Linked DNA regions of Mus musculus: region 2 is linked to region 1. A link is a loop called in an ENCODE intact Hi-C map of the cell type or tissue named here. Cell type or tissue: left cerebral cortex. All regions are shown on one strand. Each heading gives the region's core, and the rest is flanking DNA. Links, peaks and the distances in the headings are about the cores only. Region 1 holds the start of Iqch (IQ motif containing H). Region 2 holds the start of 2300009A05Rik (RIKEN cDNA 2300009A05 gene).

Region 1 (15,088 bases), core at 7,210-9,709:
AAAACTTGAAGCAGAGGAAATCCAACTCAACCCTCCCCCTTTTCTTCCAGTTTACTTTCTCCCAGTAGTCATCTGGAATTGGTCACCATGGCCTCATCTTAAAATAATTGTATGTGTGTGTGTGTGTGTGTGTGTTAATGCTTGGGCATATGTGCACATGTGGTCTCTGTTTGCCTTTAAAAGACCTCACAATGCAATGGCACAAACATGAAAAAATATAAAGAAGCTGACAGGAAGTGGAGATAATATGGCAATACGTTTTATGAGAATGAAGCAGGATCCATCAGCCTTAAAATTTGCATGCAATGTACAAAGACTATTAGACGATTCACAGACAGCCCCTACCCAGATTTTACAGAAAAAGGAAACATCTCTGAATCCCATCCTCTTAAAACACCTTTATTTTTATTCATGGGTATATACATGTGCCTGCTCACCTCTTTGTGCACCATATGTGTGCTGTGCCCTTGGAGGCCAGAAGGTGGCGTTAGATCCCCTGAAACTGGAGTTACAGGCAGTTGTGAAATGCTTATGACCTGCCTGATGGCCAGGGCTGGGAACCAAGCCTAGGTCCTCAGCAAGGCAGCCCGTGCTTTTAGAGGCGAATCCCTTTTCTAGCTTCTCGTCACTCTTTATACATTCAAAATTAGCTCTAATTACAACCACAGCAGTGACTCTCCACGGGGACATGATCCTGTACCACTGACTGGTGTGGACACCTGGAGACTTTCTGTGTTGGTTGTCACAAGTCAGGAAATGGCACTGGCATCTAGTGCACAGAGGCCAAGAATGCTTGCCCAACAGCACAGCCCAAAAAGACAGAGTGGCCTCGCCCAGTATGGCAACAGGGTGGATGCTGAGAACCCCTGGCCTAGAGGACAGGAGCCCTGAAAGAGGGATCCAGCTCTACTCATGAACAGAATAAAAATCCTCCAAGACTGAGCCGGTGTTCTTTCTTGCAGAACCCCTCACTCCAGGTACAAAGGTCTTCCCTTGTTATGTCTGCTCACTCTGTTGCATGCTTCTTTGAATACTAGCCATAAAAAAAAAAAAAAAAAAAAAAACACTTGACAATTAATTCTAGATGCCTGAAAAGAATCCTTGAGTATTTTTAGTGAGAAGACTGACTAAAACCTATTCCATGAAATAATGCTCTCATTCTGCTAACAATGTAGGTGACTGGGGCAATGCTCGAGGTATTTATGATGGATGGCCCATGTAAATATAATCAGAAAATATTTCTGGAGTAAAGTTAACTTACTTAAAGTCAGACAACTAAAAAGAGGCTACCATCAGTGGGCGGATTCCCCTATGAACACTCCCGGAGAGCTCAGACAGAGAGCTGACCCTGCTCTGGTAGCCCCTCTATGCTGCTGCCGACCCAATGGCTCATGCTTTCCTCCCCTGGACAGGCTGACGCTGAGGGAAGCCTCAGCTGGCGGGTCAGAGCCAGCAGTCAGGGCTTTGCGGAACACTACACCCAAAGCTGGTTGGTAGTTTCTGAGCTTTTCACAGCTGCCCTGGGCTGCCTCCACCTTCGTCAGCCTTGCTTCTCGGGTAAGCTGCAGAGATCTATTTGAAGCACAATGCCATGTCCAAACTGTCATTCTTGCCAGAAAAGTTTCCAACAACTTTCAGACTTAGCCTTATAAAATGATTTTATATCAGATTTGATTATTCACTAAATGTTGCTATTGCTGAAGGGACTATACAGGGTGAAAGGCATAGAGTAGTGAATATCACATGACCATCGCATGCCGCACAAAAGCCATCCAGTTACACAGACACAGCAGAAATCAAAGTCTCAGTCTAGACAGGCTCCAACCTTCTAGGACACAACACCATGTGCTGTGTTACAAACGGTCCTGCACAACACGGCTGACAAAATCCTACTCGGCACCTCCTCCCCACTAACTAGAAAGGCAATCCTTGTGGTTAGTCCCCCATCAACAAATAGAACACGTGAGTGTGTGACAAGCTGCTCACAGTAGGTCAGATGCTCTGCTCTACAGGAAAGGAAGCAAGCAGCAGCAAGTACCTACAGAGACCTTTTCATTTACCATTTGCCTGACTCAATACATTTCCCACTGAGGTCCCAAAGTTCCTGCAGCAGGAGTATAAACGTATTCTAAGAACTGCCAAAGTTAATATCCATTTCTCCTGTCTCCATTTTGACAATGTGCAGTTCTGGTTGCCAAATTTGCAAAAACAGAAAGATGGATTAAATCTCAGGTCCCCAACTTTTATAGGTAAGTGGCTTTGAAGAAGCTCAGCCTCACTGTGCTTTAATTACACGCTGGTACACAGTGTGTTCTTGCCTGTGAGGCCCCTCAGGTCTGAGGATAATGGGTTTAATCCCTGAGTTTCACTCCTTAAGCGAATGGCATCTCTCTTGTAAGAAATGTAAAAAATCTCAAGTCCTAATGTTAGCTGGAAAAATTAAATGTATTAAGAAGTATCTTGATGAAAAACAAACCAGTTTCTGCCCCTAAATTCCATGGGACACCACCGTTCTTAGTGCCTGTGGTGACAGCTCTGAGGACTTGTGGCAGATCTTGCTGCCCTCATCTCTTCATCTGCTGAAGAAAATAAAGACCTGGAAACAGTGCTGAATGAAACCCGGCTCCAGAGCAGACCAAAGGCTCCACTCAGGTCCTCTCTGGAAGCTGTAGGAAAACCACAGGTTGTGACTCAGTTGCATCCCAGCCCTGGATCAGGAGCCTCCTCTCAGTGACTCAGGAGCCTCTTCTAAGCCTGGAGTCTGTGGATGGAGAAACACTCCCGATCCTGCCGAGCGAGAGTTCTTGTTTTGCCAAGAAGTAACGCTATAAACACTTGCTGAGAGACTCTCCATGGCCAAGTCTGTCCATCAAAAAATTGGGCTTTCTTGTTCCCACTGTTTAGAAACCTGACGACCAGGGAACAAAGGCTTCTAGATTCTGAACACACAAAGCTAAATTGTCCCTGGGCTTGTAGCTCATCAGGGGATGGCTTCCGTAAGATCCACAGGCCTTTGGTTCAATTTCCTGAACCCTGGAGGTGGGGTGGGAGTGTGGCAAGGATGGACAGACAACAGGACACACAAATGTTTGAGTCAACATGTAGGATGTCTGTTGAGATCTCAAAATTAGGCTTAATTATTAAAAAATAAAATAAAAATAAAATAATCTAGGTTAAGAATGCCAAAATTGCTGGGCATGGTGGCATATGCCTTTAATGACAGCCTCAGGAGGTAGAGGTGGGTGGAACTCTGCGAGTTTGAGACCAGCTTGTCTAGACAGTGAGTTCCAGGCCAGCCAGGGCTACAGTGAGACCTTGTTCAAAAAAGGAAATTCAGAGTCAGTAAGCGCTACACTACCAAACACAGAAGGAAGAATTACTGATACACAGAATCCTCAACCCAACGGGATGTCATATTAATATGAACAGATATGTGGCCTACTCACATTAATCCTATACAGTGAACTGACACACAATGTCTCTGCCTTAAATTTAATTAACTGAGAAAAAGAAAAACCCAGAAATTGTTAGACTTAAAGCACAAATGATCTTTTAATGTATATTTAATGCATTACACATACTTCCCATGTTAAATAACGCTCTATTTTAATGTAATATACATTTTCTAGGCAGATTCCCCCCTTTCCATTCATCAATAAATCTTCAACCATCCCAGACAGTAATGAAGCATATTTAAAACTATTTTGTAAGTATTCATTCTTCCTACCACTTCATCCCCCAAAGCAGCCACCTTAAGCAGCCTTTCTGCTTACTATGGAGTAGAGTAACAAAACGTCTCAGCTCTACCTTTCTCTGGGCTAAGACTTGACCATGAACACACACAGCAGCAGTTACTGCCTGAGCACTCTGGGTAAATTAAACCTCGTATTTCCAAACCAGTTTCTTCACCATAAGATGGAAATGCCCTAGCCTACTGTGAGTAGAACTGAAGTAAATTTTATTTTTAAAAAACACAGTTGAGGGTGCCTGGAAAGATGGATTAGAAGTTAAGAGAGCTATCTGATCTTCCAGGAGATCTGAATTCAATTCTTAGGACCTACATGGTAGCTCTCAACTACTTGTAACTCTAGCTCTGAGGGATCCAACATCCAACGCCCTCTTCTGGCTTTCCTGGTATTGCACTCACATGCACACACAGACACACATCTATTAAAAACACTCTTGGGAAGAGTTCTACGTGCACATTTACTACTATCATAATATCTCTAAGTTTCTGAATGTTACTAATTGAAAGAATTTTGCTACAGATGTTCTGGAAGCTTGTCCAGATGTAGAAACAAGGCTGCTAATCCACAGTTGCTGGCTTGGCATCAACTACACCACTCTCTAGGAGTTCTTCTAAGTTCCTCTCAGAGGAATGAGATGTGAGCTCTTAACATTTTCTAATTCTCACAGGTAGAGCACACATTTTTACTACACTCCTCTTGAGGGTGGGACCAGTACCTTAAGACATAATTTTTGTAGCAGTAGCTAGAACAGACACTAGCTCCATGTTTAATAATCATTTATCATAACACACATTTCTAGAATGAAAATATGATGTCCACAAACACACTCCAGGCAGAAAGAACTCTGATGAAGCGCAGTCACTCTCACGCATCACGCAGTCCCCTGCACAAGCTCCTCCAGCATGCTGAGCTTCTAATGGCCTACACTGTGGGACAGGTGAGAGAGCTCAGAAGGCGACAGTGCAGACAGGCCAGATAACCTAAGCTCAGCCTCAGGAATGCATGTGGTGGGATGAGAGAGCTAACTCCGACAAGGTGTCCTCTGACCCTCACAAACAAATAAACAAAAACTTACTAAAAAAAATTGTATATATATACACATATATTCATATACATGCATAAACACACACACATATATATTTTATATATATATATATATATATATATATATATATATATATATATATATATATGCCAAGAAGGCCTCCCCTTAGCTATGTATGTATCTAACTGGAGTACTGCAAGTAAGTCTTACAGTGACAAGAAGTTTTTGACAAAGTCCATGCGGGTTCTTTATCCACAGTCAAGAGTCAAGGCCTACTGATTTTTTTTTTAAAGTGGATTTCTAAAGAACTTGATATTTGATTACAAGATATTTCCACTGTTGGTCAAGAGCAGTAAAGCAGATCAGATACAGAGAGAGTGATGACAGAAACAGGATTCCTCTTCCAGATCAAGGCACATCCCAGTCAATCAGAAACCCGGGTCCTACCTAGACTACAGCCACTCATCGTGGTGGTCTCTGTCTTCCATCCCCAAATTAAATCCATTCCCTGAATAGTGTAACTCCGTCCGTCCGTCTTTAACGCCATCTGAGGCCTCCGTCCCCATGACCTTGTAAGAACTGGCCAGCCCTCTTTCCTGCTTTACTTATTTAAACCATCTGCTGGCTTTTCTGCACTTCCCCTGCTGACGTGTGGAGCACTGATGAGTGGCACCTAATTTTAACAAGAATTAGAGTTTCCTAAGTCACTCTGCATACAGAAACAAAATGGGCTGTTTCGTAGAACTTCACACACACACACACACACACACACACACACACACCAATAATGTTCAAAGTCTCTATTAAAGAACAAAGGAAGAATGCCACCATTTGCTGGCTACTGGTGGTCGATCAGCTCTTTCAAGGAACTGACCACGATTGCCAGTTCTGATCTTTGAGAAACAGGACCGGGCCAGGCACGGCGGGCTCAACACTTGGACAAGTTCAGAGCTGGCCTAGGAGACACACAAGACCTTTTTGGAGGATGAAAGGGAGACAGAGCACCATAGCTATCAGAATATATAATATTCCTGAGCCTGCCTTTGAAAGATCATTCACCTATCACTAATAGGACTCTAAATGCATATACATTTTATTGAAAGTCAGATAAATACAGACCCATAAACGCCTTCAGAAAGGTCTGGTATATTCACTGCATGGATGTACAATAGAAAGTACTTTTTGACTTAGTGTTAAAAAAATATCAGGATGGGGATTAGGGTGTGACTCAGTAGTAGTGCACTTGCTTAACACGTGCAAGGCACTGGAATCCATCATCAACACCACACACACACACACACACACACCAGGCTAAAAACTACATATGAAGTAGAATTATATAATTACAATAATTATAAAATACAGAAAATATGCAGGGGCCCCGGGGAGATGGCAAAAAAAACACCACCAAAATGTCAGCTAACATTTTTTTCTCCATATGCTAAATTTTACTAAATTCAACATGAAGTAGAAGGGGCAAAGATGGGAGACCTGGTGGGAGGGAAGGGGGAGCACTCCCTGGTGGGGGATGGGGGAAGGGGAGCACTCCCTGGTGGGGGGTGGGGGAAGGGGAGCACTCCCTGGTGGGGGATGGGGGAAGGGGAGCACTGCTTAGGGGAAGTAAGAGAATGGCAAAGAGTTTGGTTCTCATTTATGAATGTTGTAACTAAGCTTCTGCCCTAGCAAGGAACTGTCTAAGTGTTCAGAATAAGCAAGTTATAGAATACCCGTGCAGGAACGACAGCATGCCTAATTCTGTCAACAGGTGTAGAAAATAATTACAAACTGCACGATGCTTTACAGGCTCGGCCGCATTTGCAAGCCAGCACCCACGGTCTCCCAGGACACCTCTTCATGTGCCCCCTTTAAGGCTCAGCAAAGCCTGAGTTAAACAGGTGATACGCTTTTATAATAAGGCCAACCACTTATCCAATGCTTGCCACGTGCTGGCCTGTGGCCAAACATAATCCTCAGCCCACAGATAGGAAGATGAAGGGCAGAGGTTCAGTGACTTGCCCACAGTCAGAGCCATAGACCTGGCCAGTGAGCTGCCTCCTCAGCTCTAGCTCACTAGTCTCTCTGACCTACATTTCAGAGCTCATTTTGGGGTGGGGCTGGGGTTTATCTCTGAGGTAGAGTGCCACGCTCAGTATGCACAGAGCAGTGGGACTAAAAAGCAGAAAACACACACACACACACACACACACACACACACACACACGTATATTCGCGTATGCACAACAAAGGCAAAAAAAACAAAACAAAAACAAAAACAAAACCCTGAATTTTATAGCCCTTAGGGTCCAGAAGCAAAAGCACTGGGTGCAGTAACACCTCAAACTCATTTTTTTCCGGGGAACTTTCACCTCAGAAAGAACTCAAGAAATGTAACTGCAAGTGAGGGGGCACCCAACAAATATCATGTACACACAAGTATGCATGTATGTACATTACACACACACACACAATCAAGGGGAGGGAATCAAGAACGCCCACAGCTCTCATCTCTAAGGGAGTAAGCGTTTATTCTGGAGCCAAATATGAGGGATCATGAAAAGGGAACAGGAATCAGGGGTGCCTCAAGTCAAATGTTCCAACGTGGCAATAACAATTCCATGGTGTTCTTATAGGAACAACAAAGCTACATATCAGGATGTTCTAAAAATACATTGAGGGGAACAACAGGTTGGTGGATTACAGCACATCGTGGAAGCCCTTGCTGTAGGCCTCAGACACCAACTGATAAAATTCTTAGCCTTTGGGTTGATGGAAGCTAGGGGGTCTGTTTGCTTATTCCCAAAAGGACTTTACCTGATAGTCAGAGGATATTAGGTCAGACACAGAAGTGGGCAACAAATGGCTAAGAAGGAGACTAGAGACAGTCCACGAGAATCTGGCTACAGTTATTAAAATTCCAGCTCTCCACAATCACAGGAGTTCTGGTCAGTCCATCATCCTGGCAGAACACTAACGCGCGTGCATTTTTTGTTTGTTTGTTTTTTTGTTTTTTTGCTGAGCACTTCAGTTCACAAGAGGAACCACTACCCCAGCAGCAGGGGCATAACCCCCAAACACAACACCGCAACTCCAGCGCCTTACATTCGTCTAAGAGCACAATTTCCGGGGTCTTGAATATCATCTTAGGGGGTGCTTGCCACCACCCCTGAGGCGGGAGGTCAGAAACCGGCCTCACTTTACACAGGCAGAAGGTTAAGCGCCTGGCGCCGAGACCTGCGGAGGAGCCGGAGCCTAGGGCCCAGCTCGGGCAGAGCCCGGGAGAGGTCGCCGGCCCTGCGCCCATGGCTCTGAACTGGGCCTTGCAGCCCGGCTCAGACGTCGGGTTACTCACGTTGCACCAGCCGGTCCCCGGTGAAGGTGGCGGAGCAGCTGGTAACCAGCGCGCAGGGTACACCGGCAGCCATCGCTGCGGCAGAGCGGGTTCCGCGCCGGCGCTGCTTCCGCCTTGGGCCGTACCACTGCAGCGGGCACGCGGGGGAGATGATCCGGGCACGCGCGCTGGGCGGGGCCGCGCGCTGGGCAGCCGAGGCTCCGGCTGGCCCTCACACCCCCCTTCCCCGCTCCTCCAGTGGAGCGCGCCGGTCGCGCGCGCCGCGTTGCTATGGTGACGGGTGCCCGCACCATCTAGGAGCGCTCCGCAGGAGGCCATACCTCCGGAGCCTAGTGTCTTCTGCCCTCCTTAGTCATGGCGCAGGCCCAGGAGGACAGCGACCCCATTGGATCCATCCTAATCCAGGTGGGAAACAGGCCGGGCTGGCGGCCGCACAGACCTCCCCTCGAACCCCGAAACCTGTGATCCCAAGCACCACCATTTATTCTCTCGGCCCTATAGCAGGAAACGCCTACACTTTAGGGCATCATGCTCTGGGGGTTGAACACAGGACATGCTAGCGCCAAGCAAGTGCTTTACCGCTAGGCTGCATCACCTGTCTTCCTTATACTTCGGGCCCAGATGGTCATTGACTGTCTTGGAGCACCCTCTACAATCCAGGCAGGCCTGGAACTTGTGATCCTCCTGCCTCAGCCTCCTGAGTAACTGGGATTATCAATCTGTACTAGCAGGCTGGGGTGCTCAAGGCACCATTTAAAAATAAATTATGAAATGTTTAAAGTCCATCCATGGCTTGGGGATGTGAAGGAGAAACAGATTCATCATTAGGAGGTGGTGAGAAGTTCGAAGAGAACGTGAGCTATGGGACCCGTGCTTCTTAACCTACAATAGTCACTGCTTGCTTGGGAACACACACCCAAGCTTTTTTTAAAATTTTTTTTTCTTCGAGACAGAGTTTCTCTGTGTAGCCCTGGCTGTCCTGGAACTCACTCTGTAGACCAGGCTGGCCTCCAACTCAGAAATCTGCCTGCCTTTACCTCCCAAGTGCTGGGATTAAAGGTGTGCGTTACCAAACATATTTTTAAGATCACCTGGATTACAAAACAACATAAAAAATGAAAACTTGGAGAAATATCTTATTTATAATCTAGGGAGAAAGCTCTCAAAGACTTGACTTCTCCAGTGTAATTCAGTTTGTGACAGTTGAACAATTTTTCTGAAACAGCTAGGTTGGTTTGGTTTTTTTTTTTTTTTTTTTGCTTTGTTTTGTTTTGTTTTTTTCCGTGTTTAGGTATGGGTCCCTTTAAGATGGTCTCACTTTAAGAAGTTCTGTAAGACCCCCGATGCTGGGCCTCTGCTCAAGTCCCGGGATGAGCTGGCCAACACCCCAACATCTCGAGAGAAAACCACACCTGATGCAAACTGCAAGAGGTTTTATTATCAGCTAGCTGAGGACGAAGTCCCTCCACAGTGCAGGGCAGGGGAGTTCGACCCGAGTGGTGACAGTAGGGGGCTTTTAACAGCTAGCTGAGGAATTGGGAGAGGTGTTGGGAAGAGTTGGGAGGAGAGCTGGGAAGAGTTCTTCTCTTCTGGGTGTCCTTGGTGAAATTTACAAGGCAGGTGTGGGGAGTGAGTTCTTTCTGAATTTTTATCTCCGTGTCCTCGGCACAGGAAGGCAGGCATCTCTGGTTGTACAGTATAGAAACAAAAAGGCTTTTTGCTGGCTATAGAGAACAAAGAGCTTCTTTCTAGCTATATTTTTAGAGATCAGGGAAAACAAGCTTGGGGACCGTCCAGGGGCTTTACCTTCCTGGGAGAAACGCTCTAAGTCGGGGTCCCACAGTTCACCATAATTTCTAACTCATATTTAATTGACAAAGGCTTGAGATAGCGTCCTGAACGCTTTAGAATACACATCCTAGTACACCTTTTTCAAAACTCCAGAGTTCCTAAGCCCACTAGCTTCATAGACATCCCCGTTATGAATTGGACCTAAATCTTACCTGTATCACACTCAACAATTTCCCCTGTGGTGAATTTAGCCAAATATAACACCAGCGAGGACAGTCCCCACCCATGTCCTCACTGACACCAACTGCAAGGTCATGTATGAAGCTCTCGAACAACCCTCACGTCAGTTAGGCTGGCTGTGAGCCTATGAGTCCCATGGCACTCTCACATTTTATTTGTGAGAAAGGCTCATGGAAGTCAGAGATGAGCTACCCTGGTGATTAGGATTAAAGTTAGCCAAGGAGAGAGATGCATAGCAGAGTCCAGGGGCCATCCCAGAAGAGGTGTCAGGTATCACCTCCTTCCAGGCACAACGTGTGACATCGTGTGACATCGTATAGAAGCTGGACAACTAGAAGAACTTCCCTGAGCTTTCTCCAGTCAGAGCTGGGATGTTGCTCAAACTCACATGGCCCTCGAGGCTGACTCTGTGAAGACTCCCGTTCCTCCACACGTCACAACAGACACAGGGCAGCTCAAAACCCCACTGTAAATAAACTGTGTTTGTTGTTAGACTGCCTTGTGACTAAAGCATCCAGATACTTATGTCAGGCAGGACATTCCAGAGGTTTAGAGCTCATCTCTGAGTAGCAGAGGGCCAGACCTCTCTTTGAGTACAGTTATGTTTTTCTCTATACAGAGCCCCCTTTTCATTGACACAAAACAACCAGAACACTAGTGGAGACTTGTCCCCAGTCCTGGGATCAGCCAGTTCTTCTCACAGTGACCTGACTACAGGGGCAGTAGTTTCCTGTTCCAGCAAGCCTGAAGCATAGCTTAAAAAGAGAGAAGGAGGGGGCTGGGGAGATGGCTCAGTGGTTAAGAACACTGACTGTTCTTCCAAAGGTTTTAAGTTCAAATCCCAGCAACCACATGGTGGCTCACAACCATCTGTAATGAGATCTGAAGCCCTCTTCTGGGATGTCTGAAGACAGCTACAGTGTGCATACATATAATAAATAAATCAGTCTAGAAGAAGAAGAGGAAGAGAAAGAACTGTGGGGTTCAGTTTTACACCTTCCCTTAAAGTAATTCTTTCCTTCAGGTCTGGAATAGTATAGAACAGTAGCTGTTAACAGTTAAAAGTCTTCGGAGTGCAATCTAGATGTAGTGGCTAAGCTCAAATACCCAGCAGTGAAAGACAACTTCTGACATTGGATTGGATAACTGGAATGGAAAGGCATAACACAGTCATCTCTACATTAGCCGGTGTCCTGCTTGTTTAGGAGGGGGTTACATGAACTTTTTTGTGGGCAGACGCGAACGTGTTTGCTTTCCCCAGATAAGGCACCAAAATAATGATTCTATCCAAATCTCACTTGGTAAAAGTGAGTTTTATTGTGATTGCCTCCATGAGAGTAGGTAACCCCCAAACACTGAATCACCCGAGTCTCACCCCAGCATGAATAGCTTCCTTAAAGTTGCACAGGTGGAGTTTGCTTCAGCCAACCTTCTGCACTGTGTTTACTGCCTCCTCTGGAGAACATGAGGTCACATGTGACTTTCGAAACCTTAACTTCCACTGCATCGGCGTAGACTCCCTGACACTGGGTCAGGTAACGTGGCTAAGCTGATACAGTCAGGGGCCACAAGCATCAACGGGCTAAAGAAACATCCCCTTTGCTGGATCAGCATTGGACTTAAAGGAAAGTACAGGCCAATTTCACACCACAGAGCTTATGGTACCATTTAATACAGGAAGCCAAAGGAGCTCATGCTCCATGGTGTGACAGGGCAGGGTGGGAGGACAGGGAGGGATGACGGCGGCTTTCCTTTACTCTGCGCAGAGGCCTAGGCATCCTTCATCAGCAGGCTCTGACTAGCATCCTTTATCAGCAAGCTGTGACTCTCTTTGGTATGCACATGTAAAGTGCATGAAGAGATAGTGATCTGTTAGAAACTGGACATTCATTTGTAAAATTGTATGGTTTGATTTTTACGGAAGAATTCCATGATAATCAAATTCTCAAAAATTAAAAACAAGTGCTTAGAGCTAGACTAACATTTCACATACATAGAGACCCCTTTCTATGAGTGGAGCCGATCCTCAGATGGAATTCTAGGCAGCTGTCAACTTGGCAGAGTCCAGAGTTATCTATGGAGTCTGACCTATGGGACAGCCCCCATCAGATTGGCCTGTAGGCAGGTCTAAGGTGTTTTGGGATTGCTGACTGATGCAGGAGAGCCTAGCCCACTGTGTGTGGTTGCACCCCTGGGCAGATGGCCCTGGGTTGTGTAAGGAAGCAGGCAGAGCATAATCCAGAGAGAACAGGACAGTAAACAGTTCCTCCATGGCTTCTGTTCCAAGTTGCAGCCCAGCTGGACTTCCTACCTTGTGCTCCTGCCTGGCTTCCCTCCTTGATGGACTGTGAGCAGTAAGATGAAGCAGGCCCTTTCCTCCACAAGTTGCTTTTGGTCATGGTGTTCTCCACAGTAGCAGAGAGCAAAGTAAGGCAGTTGGTACTTTGAGAGAGTAGATCTGAAATACTTAGGTGCAAAGTTAGACTCAAGTAGTACCTGGGTATTATATACTGCTGTACTCAAACTATCTGGGTAACTTGCCAGGAAAGCCAACTGTTAGTTTTTTCCTAGAAGCAGTTGTCAGTATTTGGTTCCATTGTCAGAGCGGGAACCAGAGAACGGCAGCTTCATGGAGTTCTTTTTGGCAATATTCTGCAACTACAACTTCTTTCGCTTTCAGGCTTATAATTGGGATGTTTGTTTGTTTGGTTGGTTGGTTTTTACACTTTTAGCTGACTCTTTCCTCAACTGGTCAGATTAGTGAGATAGCGTAATGGGAGTCATCATAGAGCCAGTATATGGGAGAGCCAGGCTCTCCAGGAAGCTCTGGGCTATGTTGTGGAGTCCTAACAAGCATGTTAGGGGAGCATTAGGCCTCAGTCTGTAAAAGAAAGCCAAGTACAAACCTGTAACGTGATTTGATAAAAGCAGTAATATCCAGTGTGTTGCTCCTTAAGCAGGTTATGTGTGTAGGTCATGTGTGCAGCGGTGTCTTTGTTTCTGAGTATATTTAACGGATGTTCCTGTAATGAAGGATACCTGGTCTTTTCTTTAAATTAGTTTTGGACATTATATTACAAAAGTCCAGCAGATGTATCCTAACACGTAGCTTGGAAACATTGAAGCTAATTGACAGCTTGATATTTTGGCTGACTCTCTTTCACTAGTCCCTATGTGTGACTTATAAGGCACATATAATACCAAAATGAACAAGGTCAAAAGGAACTCCAAGAGAGGAGGTCGAATCAGCCAAATTTGTGCTGAGCAGAGGTGAACAAAATGGATTTTATGTCGGTAATGACTCTGTGACGTCTAGTCTCATGGAGTTTTCGGGATTTACAGCAAATCTTTTCTGCATTAAGTCTTTCAAGGTTTCTATTAGTAATGATTCTGTCCCAGTCTGTCAAAACAGTAATCATTTCTAAGCAGAAAATGTACCGTTAGTAATGTTTTTGCTGTTCATAAAGATAATGGGTGACCTGTAAAATTTCAATATGGGAGATTGGATGTAACTGAAGAAAATATAGAAACATAGAATTTAGCCTCATTACCTGCCAGGTCTGGTGTAACATTTCCCATGGTGCTCGTCTCTAATGCAGTCACCCTTAACAGGGACTTCTTTCCACTTCAAAAATGACAAAATCACCTAGCAAGAACCAAAGGATGCTCTTGAGAAAGATGAAGCGAGCAACTCTGTTCAGCGATACAGTGAAGGAAGCGTCAGCTAGTTACATACAGTGTACACACAGGGGCTTTCAATGCACAGAGCAGAGGCTCCACAGCCTCCTCTGTGGCGAGCCTGTACAAAACACACCACACACTATTTCTCACTCAAATTCTGAAGTAGCTGTTTTCCAGGTGAGAACACTACGCCCGTAGGAGCCTCTGGACCGTTTCCAGGGCCAGGCAGGATTCCAGCTCTCAGGCATCTGGCAGTCAAGTCTGTACTGCTTCATTTTTATGTCCATTACCTCATGTTCGTTTACTAATTCCAAAGAGTAGGGAAATGATTCTGTTCTGGCAAAGGAACTAGAGGAGGTGCTGAAATTTTGAATAACATGAGTGGAAATTGAATGTTTCGAGTTAATGCTAGGAGCTGTGTGCAGCTGCCATTGTTGAGTTCTTCCTATGCATCGGGCCTGTTGCATGTTCTCTCACAACTCTATGAAGGAGTGTTGTCCACACAAGGGGAGAATGGAGGAAAACTAAAACCTTTGGTACCCTGGTGAATAATCCAACTCAGTTTCACTCCCTCACATGGCTGCAAGACATTATCGCAGAAAGGTCCAAGGAAACAGCCAGTTCACTCCTAAGAGGAACCAAAATGTATGCACCCAAAGGACTCACCCTTTGAACTGCCCATTACACTGCACACAGTAGATGCTAAGTTAGATTGCAGCACTGATTTGGACAATCAGAACACACACCTCTTCATCATTGGTCCCTATAGGCAAGCAGGGAGTTTGTTCGGGTACCAGTCTGTGAGCCCTGGAGGTTCTGTGTGACGATTTGAGCAGAGTACAAATAATTTAATAATTTAATGTGTCTGCCAGACTTCAATGCCCATCCGTGAAAAGATGCAAATTCTGCCTCTTGAATATGGCCCTTGGTTCCATGGGCACATCCCCAAGTCAGTAGTATCATAGGCTGGGCCAATGTGAGTCCAGTTATCCTACCAGAGCACAGGTAGACATTTCAAAGTGCCGTTAGCAACCCAGTCTGCAGATTGCTGTTGATGTGCCTGCCGCTGAAACAGGTGTCTGGGTTATGCATTAGCCTAACAAAGTGTTTTCCTTGTGGCAGCAGCCCATGCAATAATCAGTGCCATCTGCATTTATCTGGTTTGGTTTCTAACGTGCACGCAGCGAGTCAGCGCTTCCTTGTGTTACAGTGCCCGTTGGATGCCAGACAGAA
Region 2 (15,088 bases), core at 4,777-7,276, 210 kb after region 1:
AAATCAATTTCTATTGTTTAAAACCAGCCAGTGAATGACACTTTGTTATGGTAGTTCAGATAAAACAATATAAGTATAGAGCTAGTAGTAGTACAAAGTCTGTGTCACCTATAATATATCTGTCAAAGCCATGTATGTGAGGCTGAGGTGAGAGCATAGCAAGTTCAAAGTCAGCCTGAGAAGTGTAACAAGACTGTCAAACAAACACAGACACACACACACATATACACACACGCACTCACAGGCACTCACATGCATGTACACACACAGGGCAGGGTGGAAAACACAACATTGCCAGAGTGACTGCCAGCAGTGTAATAAGAATTCCAATTAAGGGCTCAGGGTTAAAAACACTGGCTGTTCTTTCAGGGGATCAGAGTTCAGTTCCCAACACAGTGATTCCCAAACAGCAGGAATTCCATTCCCAACTGATCTGATGGCTTCTACCAGCACAAGACATGTTCATGGCACATAGACATACAGGCGGTCAAAATGCACAAACATTGAAAATATAAAAAAACAAGTCTTAAAAATGAAGAATTCCAATTGTTCCACTTCAGAAAAACTTGCTCCATATCCTCATAAACCCTTACAATTTTCTGTCTTTTCTACTTTGGCCGTTTCCAAGGGTATGTGACGTACTGTAGTGTGACTTGATTCTCTACTTCTCAATGATGGTTGAAATTATGCCTCTTTTACACATTTATTTCATACCAGAATGTCTTCACTTCTGATACGTCCGTTTCTTTCTCTTTCTATTGGATTGTCTTTTCCTTAATGATTTCTAGGAGAGTTATATATATATATATGTATATATGCAAACTGACCACTTGTTAATCTGATGTTAGGTTAATTTTGTGTAGTTCTCATAATTAGTCTTCTGCTGCCATTTAAAAATATAAATAACAGAAGCATTGCTCACCTTTAAGGTAAATCATTAAAAAAAAAATTCTACTTTTATTTTAAAAAGTTAGTTTTTCTGGAAAGATCAGGATTTTTCTGAATAATATAGAGCCAAAGCAGAAAATCCAGGAAACGAAATGGCAGTTTAATTGTCACTGTTTTGCAATACAAAACAACAGCAACAAACCAGTGCTGAAAGCCCAGTGCTCCCCTCCCTACTCAAGAACAGCAAAACCAAGGCAACAAACTAGCTGTGATTCTGTTGTGGTGCCACTTTACCTATGAAACTACTATTAAAAAATTAATTTTATAAATGTTTAGAAATAAACACATTGTGTTTATAATTTTCTTTATATGTTAGAATTCTGTGACAGATTTTGTCTGAAAAAGGGCTCCATTGCTTTTAAAACTTTACTTTGAAAATGACAGTTCTGCTGCAGCTCCCTACCTCCCTTCAATAGTCCTCCTAGCTATTCTGCATATCAAATATATCATGACTTCACCTAATCTTTCTTTAAAAATCGATATCTAATAGAGAATCTTATAAAGTTCAAACTATTTGCATGACTGCAAAACCCCCCTAAATATTTAACATATTTGTGGAATGAACTCAATGTTGACTAACCCAAAACTGGTGACTATAAAAACAAAAATGTTGCTGGAGAGATGGCTCAGTGGTTAAGAGCATTGGCTGCCCTTCCAGAGGACCTGAGTTCAATTCCCAGCTACCACATGGTGACTCACAACCATCTGTAATGGGATCTGATTTCCTCTTCTGGTGTGCATGAAAATGGAGCACTTGTATACACAAAATAAACAAATCTTCTTTAAACATCACACTATTCTACATCCTTCTTGAATTTTCAGCAAATAATTGTTATATAGTTCCAACACAGAGAATTACTTCATTTGCATATGGTACTTTCCAGAAACCTCATCCTATTTACTCATTCTCCCCACAAAAATTGAGGACATATAAGAGTAATGATACTTTAGACATGAGGTTGTATGCTAGCAGAAAGTCTGAGAAATGCTTCCCTTACACTTTCATGGGTAACTGAGATTGTTAAAGGTTGGTGACTGCCAATTCCGGTCCTAGTATTTACTGTGTTCTCAGGAGGGAAGTTTTTCTGAGCTTTAGGGCACTAAATGAGAAAACATAGGACTGCTTTTCGGGTTTTGGGGGTGGTGGTGCGGGGACAGGGAGGCAGTTGAGACTTGCTCTTCTATGTAGCCCAGGCTGGCCTCCACCTCCCCATCCTCACATCTCAGCCTTTTCAGGGCTGTGATTCCAGGCAAGCGCCACATCTGGCTTGGGACCCTATCTTGCACTATCTAGGTAGGATTCAGTCTGGACAGTGAACACGACTGTGAGGACATCTGCACATACGTGCAGTCTGAGGTCACCAAGCGTCCAGCCCGGGCAAAGGCCAGGCCTTGGTGTCAGCTCACTTTCCTGTGCACACCTCAAGCACCTCAGCATCCCTGAGGATTTCCCTGGAGCCCAGCGCCTGACAGCCAGACCGGGTTTGTCGCTGTGGAGGATTGTTTTAACATTGTCTCCCTGCTCCGAGGTTACCTGAGGCCAGAGGTGACAATTTTCCTGATCTGCGCAGTCGCTCCGCCCTCCCGTCCCGTCCTGTGCGCACGCGCCGCACCTCAAGGCGCTCTCACCCGCGCGCTGCCCGCTGGGTGTCCCCCGCCCTGGCCTAGGGTGGTGAGGGGAACACGCATGCGCACACTCGCCTGACCCCGCCCCCAGAGGCCCGGCCCCAGGGGCCCAGGGCCGGCTCCCCGGCGTGCCCCGGCCATGGAGGCCCTGCGGAGGGCCCACGAGGCTACGCTGCGGCTGCTGCTGTGCCGGCCCTGGGCCTCGGGCGCCGCCTCCCGCCCGAAGCCCCGCGCCTCGGAGGTGCTGACGCAGCACCTGCTGCAGCGGCGGCTGCCGCACTGGACTTCCTTCTGCGTGCCCTACAGTGCGGTCCACAACGACCAGTTCGGCCTGTCGCACTTCAATTGGCCGGTGCTGGGCGCCAACTACCACGTCCTGCGCACCGGCTGCTTCCCCTTCATCAAGTACCACTGCTCCAAGGCGCCCTGGCAGGACCTGGCCCCGCAGGACCGCTTCTTCACCGCGCTCAAGGTCATCAACCTGGGTGAGTGGCGGCGCCCTCGTCTGACCCAGGCACTCCTCCATCCCAGGGCGGCCGCTGGCCCACAAGCACGCTGCTCGCTCTCCAGGGCCGGCCCTTCGCATCCCCGGTGGGCTGCTTGCAGCACCCCTGAGGTCGTGCCCTGCCACTGTCCACCCGGGAGAACCCTGCCCAGGGCAGCGAGGAGTGAGTCCCGACAGTGGCTCCGAAGTTGCTTAGCAAGAGTCATTCCCGCGCTCATCACCAAGAGCCTTTGGAGGACAAAAAACTGGACGGACTTTTAAAGTTTCTTTGTCTTTCTGTGAAATCTCAGCAATTGTGTTTTGCTAAAAGCAGTAGGTTCTCTCCAGACATCATATTTTCTCAGGTGCTAGACTTAAAAGATGCTGTCTTTTAAGATCCTTTAGTATCTATATTCCTGAAGATAATCTAATTCTGACGGTCCTCCTGCTAGATGTGTGTGTTCTGTGGTCTAATGGCAGAAGAGTCAATATCACGGATTGTAGATGTGACAGCATTTTATAGATTAGGGAAAAATTCAAGTCCTCAAGATGTTTCGGACCTATTAATAGCTGCTAAAAAAAATATTAACTTAGATGTCAGTCACTCAAACTCTATACAAGGAAGCAGAACCAGTATAATCCAAATAGTTTTTTTTTAAATATTGCTGTCTAGGGATTTATTAACTTTTTTATTAGATTATTTTCTTTATTTACATTTCAAATGTTATCCCCTTTCCTAGTTTCCCCTCCGAAAATCCCCTATCCCCTTCACCCTCCCCCTCCAAATAGTTTTTTTTTTTTTTTCAATCCAAAATTAACACTAAACTCTGTGTAGCCGTACTAGTGTTACATATAGTCTGGTAGTTCATTCAATTTAATAAAGCATGGGCATTTCTGCTTATAATAACTCAAATAGCACTTACGGGATTTTTGAGCCATTGTCCCCCTGGAAAATCCAGGAAGGAGATTATACACCAATGTGTCTCATAACTTGTTTGATCCACTCTATACAGTGTATGTCAACTAATCCTGAGGTTGGTATGAAACTATGGGAAAAGCCAAAATGCTAACAAATTAGATTTGTGAAATGAGTTTATTTTATTATTTTCAGAATTGGCAGGAGTCATTCTTTTCCAAATACTGAGATATAGGTTAGGAAAACTAGTAGGCCAGGAGGAGAAATGGGATGAGGAACTGTGGGAGGGGGACCAGGAGGAGGGCAACAGCTAGACTGTAAAAAAATAAAATTAATAATAAAAGAAACCCTAGCAGGTCAAGCCATAGGTAAACTATATAGGCTGAATCCCTTATATAAAATGTCACAGGTTAAAATAAACATTTCCTTAAAGATACCTGTCATGACTAAGGGTTTATCTTTTAGCTGTAGGTCATTAAGACATCAAAAGAAGAAAAAAAAAAAACACTTCCCACACAGAAAAGTAAAACCTTTTCAGAAATACAACAGATGTAGGGTTTTTTGTTGTTGGTTCTTTCTTTGTTTTTTAATATAAAATAGTGATTTAACAGTGGGCTTTTAGAAAGTCTGTAAGTATAGCAGAGAAAGTGTTCCTGTATGCTGTGCTACAACTTGGCTTACTCTGAAACCCTTTTCTGGACTTTACTAAAAACCAATTTAGTAATTTTGGTTTTTATTTTTTGTCTGAAGTAAGAGAAATATGAATTAAGTAAGAGGATCCTAGCTGGCGAGGGTACAGTTTGCCCATCTGGATCAAGTCCCTGGCTGGGAATAAGAATACAAAGGATTTTATTCCTTGTCTTCCTTTGTAAATGAGTAGTAATCAGAATAATTAATTTTCCATTTTGTGAATACTAAGGATTTCTGTTGACTCATTTGTTCCCTTTCTCCTCCACCTTCCCTTCAGTGGAGCTGACATTTTCCTGATGGTTTATCAGCCTGAGTATCCTGCTGGGAAATAGATTACGATTTAAGGAAAGCAACTCACCACTGGAATGGCTGGGTTATCGGAGCCTTACTATAAAGTTCCAATTGTTTTAAGTTCTTAATTCAACAGTAGTTTACCTACTGTTCAGTTAACTTAAAATGAATGATCATACAAAGAACTGTTTCTCAAGTTTGTTTTGATCTTCAGTAATCTGAATTTTATTATTTCATGGAATCTTAAAGATTTTGATTTCAAAACATACTGACTAAAATTTTTTAATGTGGAAAACACAGAGGCACCAAATCTTCCTCATTTGTGCACTATTCTCTTCATTCTAGGGTGAAAAACCCTAAAAACCTCATTCATTCCAGGAGAGAAACTACAGAATTCTGATTCCCTTATCAATTCTGACCACTATCAATAAGCAAGACTGATAATGGCTCCTGCACGCCATTGTTACTAAACCAATAACCATTAACCAGTTTTTAAATTTTATCTGGGAGAATTTACTTGTATGATTTGTTTTTAAAAGTATATATTTTAAAAGAGTATTTAACTGAAAGCCATGATTAATACCATAAAATATAATTCTCAGGGTCACTACCATTCCACCAATTCAATCTTTAGTGTTGGTTTAAAAGGCATATTATTTTTATCTTACTCCCAGTATGGATAGAAAACTAATAACTGCTTTGAGGGCCTTTTAAAATTCCTCATCCCCAGCGATTTTCAGATTTTGGGTTGGTAGTTTCATATTGCAATTCATTTCTTATTTGAGCTTGTACCCCTCACTCCTCTTTTACTTATGCCTACCTTGTCCTGGTCTTCTCTTGACCCTCTGCCTTCTGACCACATACCACTGGGTTTTTTTTCTTTTTGGATGAGTGATTTGCAAATAGCTCTATCACTATACTTTTTGAGGATTTATTTTTATGACAGTCCCTTGAGACATTTGAGATTCTTTGGGGGTATAACGAGGGCACAGGTCGCAGTGTACTGTAGAAAATTCCATAGGAGTTCTAGGGGATTCTGTGGTAATAAATACCAAATTGAACCTTGGTATGTTCCTAAAGGTAGAAAAATGCCTGAACAGGAGGCATCAGGCTCCCACAGTCCCACAGCCTCACCCACAGTCACACTGCCAGCTGGTGATAGCTCTCCTACTATCTCTGGCATCCCAGAGTGTTCCAACACACTTACTCAAAGGGAGCGTAACGGTGAAGATCGTCCTACAGTGAAAGAAGAAAAAATGAGCAGTTTGATCAGTCTCGAGTGTGTGTTGGTTTCTCTGTTAACTAGAAAGAAAGAGATTTTCCAAATGAGCAGTTATCTTTTTGAATTGTCTTTCGGCCCAGTTCCCACATGGAAGCAATAAAATTAATACTTGTGTAGGGCCTACAATATTTGTTTTTGATCTCTATGCCTGTGGTTTTATATACACACAGATATATATGTGTATTTTTAAATATGTTAATAGGCAGTGATTTTAAACAAGTGCCTTAAAAGATAAGAATTATGGAAGTCTGTTTTGCATCCAACATGCTGTCATATACATATGAATCCATATTTATGGATAGTATGTGTTTAGTTTGATATATAACAACAGCTGTTAAATCTAAAATAAAATGGAAACCTTATTAGTAGCAGTGTTCAGAAAAGGAGAGAAACAGAGATCTGTTTAAGTCCAGGCAGATAAAATAAAATGAGATTGTCTTCAAATCAATTATAAAATCGATAGTGAGAGTGTTTTTTTGTCATGCTGATAACTCTAAAATCTTTTTAAAAGTTGGGTTGTGCCTTAGGTTTTTGAAGACAGTTGTTTAACCCAGTTTCTAAGTCATACAAATATTTCTTTACCCATCAGTGTTCCTATGTAACTTGAAGAATAACCTAGTAATTACTTGTGGACCTAGTAATTTTAGCTTAAGGCCAATAATCAGGGACATTTACAACCAAATTAATGGATATTCTTCCCTATTTGCTTATTTGTGAGAAGAATATAAAATTACTTTATAATTAATTGAAGATAATAAATTAAGCAAATGCTTTACATTAAAATTTCTATCAGTCTTATCTAATGGTTTTAAAAATCTAGGCTCATGTAATTGCGACTATGTTTCATAAAGAGATAAAGTCCAGCTCTGTAGTAATCCTAGTGAGTGTCAGGTCATTTCTGTTTCTAAAGCTTTATGTTAACATTGCTGAAGACTGTTGTTACAGGCTCGGTAACATGACATATGTTAGTACATGATTATAAGTACTGATCTTCTTGAGTAACATGTTCATTTGTTTTCTAGGTATTCCAACTTTATTATATGGACTTGGCTCCTGGTTATTTGCCAGAGTCACAGAGACTGTTCATACCAGTTACGGACCAATAACAATCTATTTTCTAAATAAAGAAGATGAAGGTGCCATGTATTGAAAGTGTGCATTGGAAAACACAAATGTCAATGAATTTGTTCCCCTGTGTGTGTGTATGCAGTATTTATTTTTGATCCTTTAAAATAAAATGCTGGCAAAGCCGTTGTGTTTCTAGAGTGTGTGGTCTTTTTTAAGATGAATCACTTACCCCCAGAACCCAGAAGGAATATATATATATATATATGTATGTATGTATGTATGTATGTATATGTATATATCAATGCCATATATAATAACATTATATATACATATATATACATACATATATATATTTAGCTAATAGGAATTCTAAACATGTGGCTTCACTCCTGATTTCCTAGAATTAGGTTAAATTACAGTTAAAAAATGAGTAGATAAACACAGATTCTATGGCTGGATATTAACAATATAAATTAACTCTGAAAAAAGCATAAGTATCTCCACAAAAAGGGGAAATCATGGTAGAAAGGGGGAAAATATAACGAAGGAAAAGGGAAATGATATTAAATACTTAGTGGAGATGATAGTATATTGTTGACAAATTCAAAATATATGAGAATCTGATTGCAACTAAAAACTTAAGCATTCAGCCTTTAAGATTTTACCTGGAAGGGGTTTGGGCTTTTTTTGTTTATTTGGTTTTGGTGGGGTTTTTTTTGTTGTTGTTGTTTGTTTTGGGTTTTTTTTGTTTTTGGCTAAGCTCTTGTACTATTTATCTGGTCTTAGTGGTAGGGTGCACACCTATAATCCCAGCACTTGGGAGGTAGAGGCAGGAGAATCAAGAATTCAAATTCACTCATAGCTGCAGGGAATCTCCAACATCACCCTAGGCATGAGACCATAACAACAAAAAGAACTCAAGGCCATAGTACTTTTAAATGTAGCTATAGCTCTTGTCAATGTAGATGCAGCAAGATGAGTGAGATTAATACTTACTATTAATAAGTTAAAAAATAGTGCAAAGCTATAAGAAAATCAAGGTCTAGAAAGACCCAGGAAGAGCGAGTTTGATGACTGTTTATGAAAGCAGTGAACTGAAATGGCAACACCCCCACAGATTGACTGACCATGGAGAACGAGCTGAAATTTCAAAAACCTGATACCACTTTTACATTAGAACTTTATTAAGCTAATTGCATTTTTGAAAGCAAAGTCATTAAAAAAATTTATCCTTGGAGATAGTCACAAAATACCCAGATGAATGGTAAATTTCTGAAATTTGGAGTAATTTAGGGAGAACTAAGTAGGACTATTTAATTTCTAAACCAATGGGTGTTTAAGATTTATGATCGCTCTCATAATTACAAGCATACATTATATAGCATTTTATGTTAATGTGTTGCTGGTACTGCAGTGTTTATACATTTTTGTAGGAAAACATTTTACACAGTTTCATCTAACCAACATTTGGATGTTATTTCTGGCAAGTTAATAGAGAAAGTGAACTTCCAGAAATGACTGAGTGAAACCATCATAATAATGGAGTCACACAAACAGGCCCCTCAAATGTATTTATTTTAAATGTGCTACAGATAGGGAATTGTACTAATGTATGTATTGTTCACTTGCCTAAACACAATTCTAAGTAACACTTTAATCAAAGAAGTACTTATGCCAATATATTTAGTCCAAAAAATATGCTTGACACTAGTTAAATGAATGGCTTGCCCAAAGAAGATGGTGTTACATTAAGCTTCATTAATAATAAAACTGACTATTAGCATTTTGCAAGGAAGGCTAGAACTGATTTCTCTGTTAAGGACAAAGTTAAATAACTATAGCTCATAAGTTTTAAGTCAAATACTGCTCATTCGATGCTGCTGATCATGTCGATACATGCTGTAAAGGTTTGGTCTCAACACATGGCTGATAAAATGGTTTTTAATTACCAGACCATAAATACAGCTTTTCAGTCCAGTTGTACCACTTTTGACGTCGGCCTGTTTGATTTCTGATAATGTGTACTGCTGACTCTGCTCACCTGCTTTTCGATAACTGTAGTCAGTGTGACTTCTTGTCTGTATGCTGATAGGTAAGTCTCCTAGGAGAACATCTTTGACAAACTACCCTATTGATCTTGGTAATTCTCTGCTGCTGCTGCAGCAGCAGCATTAAATAGAGCCTTGATTTCTTGTCTGGTGTGTTTGCTGTGTAACAATTAAGCAAATGTAATATTTTCTTGTATTACATGAAAATCAATAGACCTCTTGCTCACATGCAGTTGATCACAGTGAAGGGTAAACCAGTGATAACTAAGGGAAGAGCTCAAAAATTAAAATATGATTCATTGAATGTATTAAACCTTGTAATGAATCTTTTCTTATCAAAGTTGCTTCCCAAGAAACAGCAAATATTTTAAATTTCCTTTCCCCTCCCCCATAAATGTTGCCTGTTGCAGAAAAACACTGTAGCCCAGAAGGGACCGAGTGCTAAGAAGCCAGAAAATTAAGTCTGTTTCTGGCTTCAGGGTTGTCTTTTTGCCTTAAGGCTACTGTCTGTTACTTTGTGTCTCGTTTTTTTGTTTTTGTTTTTGTTTTCCCACCTGCAAGTTGAGAAAAACCATAGGACTTTTCCACCTTAAGACATATGAATATGGCCAGGTGTCTCATCAGGTAAAGGTGCTTTTCATGCGTGCCTGGCAGCCTGAGTTTGATCCCTGGAAATCACATAAAGATGGGAGGACAACCAGCAACCATGGAGTTGTCTTCTGACATTCACACATGTGCACATGTGCACAACACACAGGAATCCTCCCCCCAACACACAATTTTAAAAAGGCTTAAAAAAATATGTATCATGATTATGCTTTTTACTTTTGTCTCAGCTAAATACTTTTTCTATCACACATTTTTTGTTCCTTTTATTTACAAAGGGTTTTATTAACCCTTAGATAGATAGGTAGATAGATAGATAGATAGATAGATAGATAGATAGATAGATAGGTAGAAGGATTTCAAAAGTAAGGTGAGAAGGAAAGGGAGAGACGCTGAAGGCAGTGAGTGTTTATCTGCCCACACTCACTAACCTAAGATGGCAAGGCAAAGTCCAAGTGGACCCTGCCTGACCTTCTTGGTTAATGAAATCATTGACCAGATTTTCTACCTGCAGTTTGTATTTAACAGTATCCAGGCTTGTGATGATGAATAAAATCGTGTCAGTTTCAGGAACATGGGATGCAACTGGATAGTCATTAACTGAAGCCTTCCTCAGACAAATTTCTCATTCATGGTTTCTAGACTTTAGATAGTAACATAGATCATGTATGTAAAAATGAAGTGAAATTGTCTAGGATATTAAAGGGGACTAATGGGAGAAGGGGAATGATTTGGGGATGGATATGCTAACGTTCTCCCTCTGTGCTCCCTCTCTCCTTCTCCCTCATATATATTATATATATCATATATATTATATATATCATATATATTATATAATATATTAAAGTTTTATATTGGGAATTATATATATTGGAGTTTTGGTTGTACATGTGTGTTTATGATATGTGCAGGTTCCCACAAGGGCCAGAAAAGAAAGTGTCAAGTCCCCTGGAGCTGGAGTTATAGGTGGCTGTGCTCCACCTATATTGTTTCCAGGAACCAAATTCTGGTCTGGTGAAAGAGCAATAAGCATTCTTTACTGTGGAGGCATCTCTCCAGAACCTACACACTAGATATGTGATAGATAGATAGATAGATAGATAGATAGATAGATAGATAGATAGATAGATAGACAGACAAATAACTACAGAAACTATCAAGATAAAATAATCCCAGCATAACTTTTAGTGAAGGTGTGAATTTTTTATAGCCTACCCTCTTCTCATTTCACACATATCAATTATGAAGCGCTAAAAGAAATTTCTAGGCAAAATCCTTAGTTCCTATGTAAGCTATAAATTGCTTTAAGAGACATCAACATCTGGTAGTATAAAAGAGGTTGCTGATATTAAAAAAAAAATTCCTGGGCTAGAGGGATCACTCAAGGGTTAAGAGCATTTAATGCTGCTTTTCCAGAAGATCCAGGTTTGAGACCCAGCACCTACATGGAGGATAACAACCATCTGCAACTCCAGTTCCAGGAGATTTGGCACTTGATTCTGGCCTCTATGGGCACTGCACATACACAAGAGATATATACAGGTAAGAAACCTATACAGGTAAAAAAAATCTTAAAATTATAAAATTCTCTTTCTCAGTGACGATGTCTTCATACACAGTGTTATATATCGTGGGTTTTTTGACACATATATTTGGCCACTAACAATGTTTTCCAATTGTTGACAACAGTAAATGTTGAAATACTTTTTAATCATTAAAAACCTATATGGAGGGCTAGAGGGATGGCTCAATAGGTAACGACACTTGCTATACAAGCCTGGTGACCTGAATTCAATCCCCAGAACTCAAATAAAGGCAAAAAGAGAAAATCAATTCCATAAAGCTGTCCTCTGACCTCCGCACAAATGCCCCCCCCCCCCCGTAACACACATACATACACACCAGTAGTAAAACTTTTAAAGCCAAATATAAGAACATTTTCTTTCATGGAATTTATATTTATGTTCACCCAGTACCACAGACACAGCACATCTACATTTCTTCATGAAATGCCTTTAGATCTATTAAAGAGTCATGATGTCTAAGTGTGTGGGGTGACATCAAAGACAAGGGTCTCCATTTCACTTCCCTTGAAAACTAATGCAGAGAACAGAAACCGTATCCCGATGCTAGCAGATCAGGTATCTCCTATATTGGGCACACAGCACTGAGACAGTAATGAGGGAATGACGTTTGGGAGCATCTTAACCTAAACAAGTACTTAGCATTACATCTCACCTGGGTCAACAGTCTAGGGTATCAGAGTTAAACTATGTTACAGTAAATTAATGGAAAATGTAACTGCACTTTGCTGAAAGATCAATGTCCAATAAAGGCTGCACAATCAAATCTTGTTGCAATGATTGAGGCCTTTAATTGCCTTTCAAAGATAAGGTAGTAATCAACACAGCTTTAACTGATCTTTTTCACTAGTTCAATTACATGCTAATGACGAGTGCCAAGTCAGAATCTTTAACTACTTATACTTATTAAATCTTATGTTAGTAATGAAAAATTACTTAAGCTACACAATCAATAGAACACAAATCTTAATTACTATGTTTCACTTTCATACTATTTTATGTGCTTGACAAATTCACATGAGCTTTCTTTAACTGTAAGAAGTGTCACTGGTAGTGTCCAGAGTCTAAAAGTTATTGTTCTAATGCAAATTGGAGGTCAGGCATTCATTTTTCTTCTTTTTCTAATAAAACTGTGGCTAAGATAGCTTTCACTAACCCTTGGCCATTCAGTTACTGATTAGAGATCTGTTCAGCTAATTGAGAATATGAATACAATTAAAAGAAAACAAACATCTTTTTATGTTTTTTAAAAAAATTTCTGTTTATGTGCTTCCTATGCCACATGAGTGCAGGTGGCCTCAAAAACCAGAAGAGAGTGACGTGCCCCTCTCTTGGAGTCACAGGTAGTTATGAACCGTCCAGTGTGGGTGCTGGGAACCCAATAAGGTCCTCTAGAAGAGGAGCATGTCCTCTTGACTTTTGAGCCGGTTCTCTAGTCCTGAGTTATTTTCTATAAGCTTATTTCTAATATTTAGTAAGGTTGCCAAATATTTCATTAGCTTTTTATGGGGAAAAAAAAGGTGTGATTTCACAAAAAATCAGGATGTGAGGACATAACAAATACAAATGTAAAATGGCTGCAAGCACTTGGGACAAGTTTCTTTTTTTTTTTCAAACATATTTTTATTGATTATTTGGGAATTTCACATAACACACCCCAATCACATTGACTCTCCCAGTTCAGTTTTCCTAGACTGCCCCAACCCATGTGACCCCTTCCCAAAAAGGAAGAAAGAAAAACAACAAAACAAGCCACAAGTTCAATTTGTGTTATATATACTCACTGAAGTATGGTCAAACTCCCAATCCCCACCCTCATCCCCACCAGAAGCCATCAATCGACGGGAGCTACGCTTGAGCATCCTTATCATAATTTTTAAGTGTTCTCTTCAGTTGCTTTCTGGCTAGGCCATTTCTTGCAGCAGGGGGGTCGGAGAGGGTAAGGGTTGTCTCAGGAGCTTTTTATGACTTGCTTTCTGAACTGATTTCAGATTATACAGCAATTCTGCTTCTTTGTAGTCATAGAGAACAAAACACATCTGTACAAAAAAACGGAGCATAGATACTATGTTGAAATTATTCATCCAAGCAAAAATATTTCAGCATCGATTGGAGAGGGGTTCACAAGACCCCACCCCTAGCTGAGGAGTTATGGGTAATTGGGGGATGTTGGGAAAGGAGAATCAATTTTCTTTCAGAGAGTATGGCCTGGTAGGATGCCCATTCTCCAGTGGATGGCCAAACAGCATGTTCATGCAAGAAGCATGTAGACTCAGTAAGTTATAAACAAAATAAAAAGTAAAATAGACATGAAGGTGAAGCGGGGCATGTTGGGAGGACTAAGGGGAGAAGGGGAAAGTAGATATAATCAAGATACAGTGTGAACACACATGAAATTGTCAGAGATACACACATTGAGATTTTACAACTAAGCTGTGGTTAATTTAATATTTTGTACATTGCAGAGTTGGAATTTTCAAAACTTTACCTAGGACATCTAGTTTTAATTAAGTAGATAAAAAATCTCACCTGGGACCATTCTTTTAGTAGCATTAAAAAAAAGATCTATTTTGTTGGAGAGTATTTAAAACAAGACCCACGTGAAGTATGAGAAGCAGTAGCAGACGCAGCATCCTTTATTAGGTCCTCGTGGCTGGGTAAGGAATACCAGTGCACACCAGCTCAGGGCTGACATAGGATTGCTCATAGCTATTTTAGTTGTATTCATGTCATCTTAAATACAGTTTATTAACATTGTACTATTCCATTACACCATTAATTTATCTTCAGAGATATTTATAGTATCAATTTAAAAGCTGTAAAACTTCATGGAAAGTAGCTTATACTATAGGGCTTCAACAAACAAGCTTGCCATTTTGAACAGGGACTCACAGGAACTGGACTTCTTACAAGGTTTGGAGTTTCTTGCTGTTGTTCTGGTTGATAGAATTATGAACCTTATAAACTCAGTACTTTTTAGTTAACCTAAATACATAAATCTATTTGGATTCATCTTATGAAAAGAGATATGTCATTAGATATATGATCATTATATGCTTCAGTGATTCATGGGCCTTGTTACATACATGCTTTGTAATGTATGAATTATTTAGTAAGAAAAATCACAATAATTTTGTTGTTACTCAAAAATTTATGGGTTGGCAGAAACAATTATGCAGCCCGGAAGCTGGCGTGTTAAGGTAACATCATTAACTCATGTGGTATGAGTTTTTAGCAGCCGTTTGACATAACCTTTACTGCTGCTGCTAGAACAGATCAGTAATTTTGTATAACAATCTGCCTGTGAACAGAATGCTGAATTGGCTATCCACAAAGTGATTCATTTTACTTTATTTCCATATTAGTACATAATTTAAATCCTACCTAAAAAGTGTCTACCCAAACCCTAAAGAATAAAAACATGCAAAATAATGAATGCTTCCCAAGTACACAAAAGTGCAAAATCACATTTAATAAGAGCAACCATTTCTATTTTTAAAATGTTAGATGCTTAAGAATTGGATGAAAATAATTTATGAGAGTAGA

What was found. Peaks named below come from ENCODE experiments on the same cell type or tissue, not always from the same donor. Only the 100,000 strongest peaks of a DNase experiment are listed, where the experiment ranks them.
Region 2: it touches region 1 in a loop (3-fold over the local background); 3 of 42 quality-filtered maps call a loop at or near these places.

Annotation. Positions count from the first base shown.
Region 1 is chr9:63,595,827-63,610,914 of GRCm38, reverse strand. Iqch (IQ motif containing H) reads left to right here and starts at 8,422. Exons shown (of 22, transcript NM_001311098.1): 1 at 8,422-8,548. The coding sequence starts at 8,498. Aagab (alpha- and gamma-adaptin binding protein) reads right to left here and starts at 8,269. Exons shown (of 10, transcript NM_025857.3): 1 at 8,144-8,269. The coding sequence starts at 8,216. In left cerebral cortex, for the core only: a CTCF peak has its summit at 8,679; DNase peaks (open chromatin) are centred at 7,543 and 8,357; H3K4me3 peaks cover 1,852 bases; H3K27ac peaks cover 1,151 bases.
Region 2 is chr9:63,386,847-63,401,934 of GRCm38, reverse strand. 2300009A05Rik (RIKEN cDNA 2300009A05 gene) reads left to right here and starts at 2,691. Exons shown (of 2, transcript NM_027090.1): 1 at 2,691-3,059; 2 at 7,260-7,488. The coding sequence starts at 2,714. The coding sequence ends at 7,387. Gm16759 (a long non-coding RNA gene) reads right to left here and starts at 2,618. Exons shown (of 5, transcript XR_003948339.1): 1 at 2,483-2,618. In left cerebral cortex, for the core only: no CTCF peak of the experiment used is centred there; a DNase peak (open chromatin) is centred at 6,131.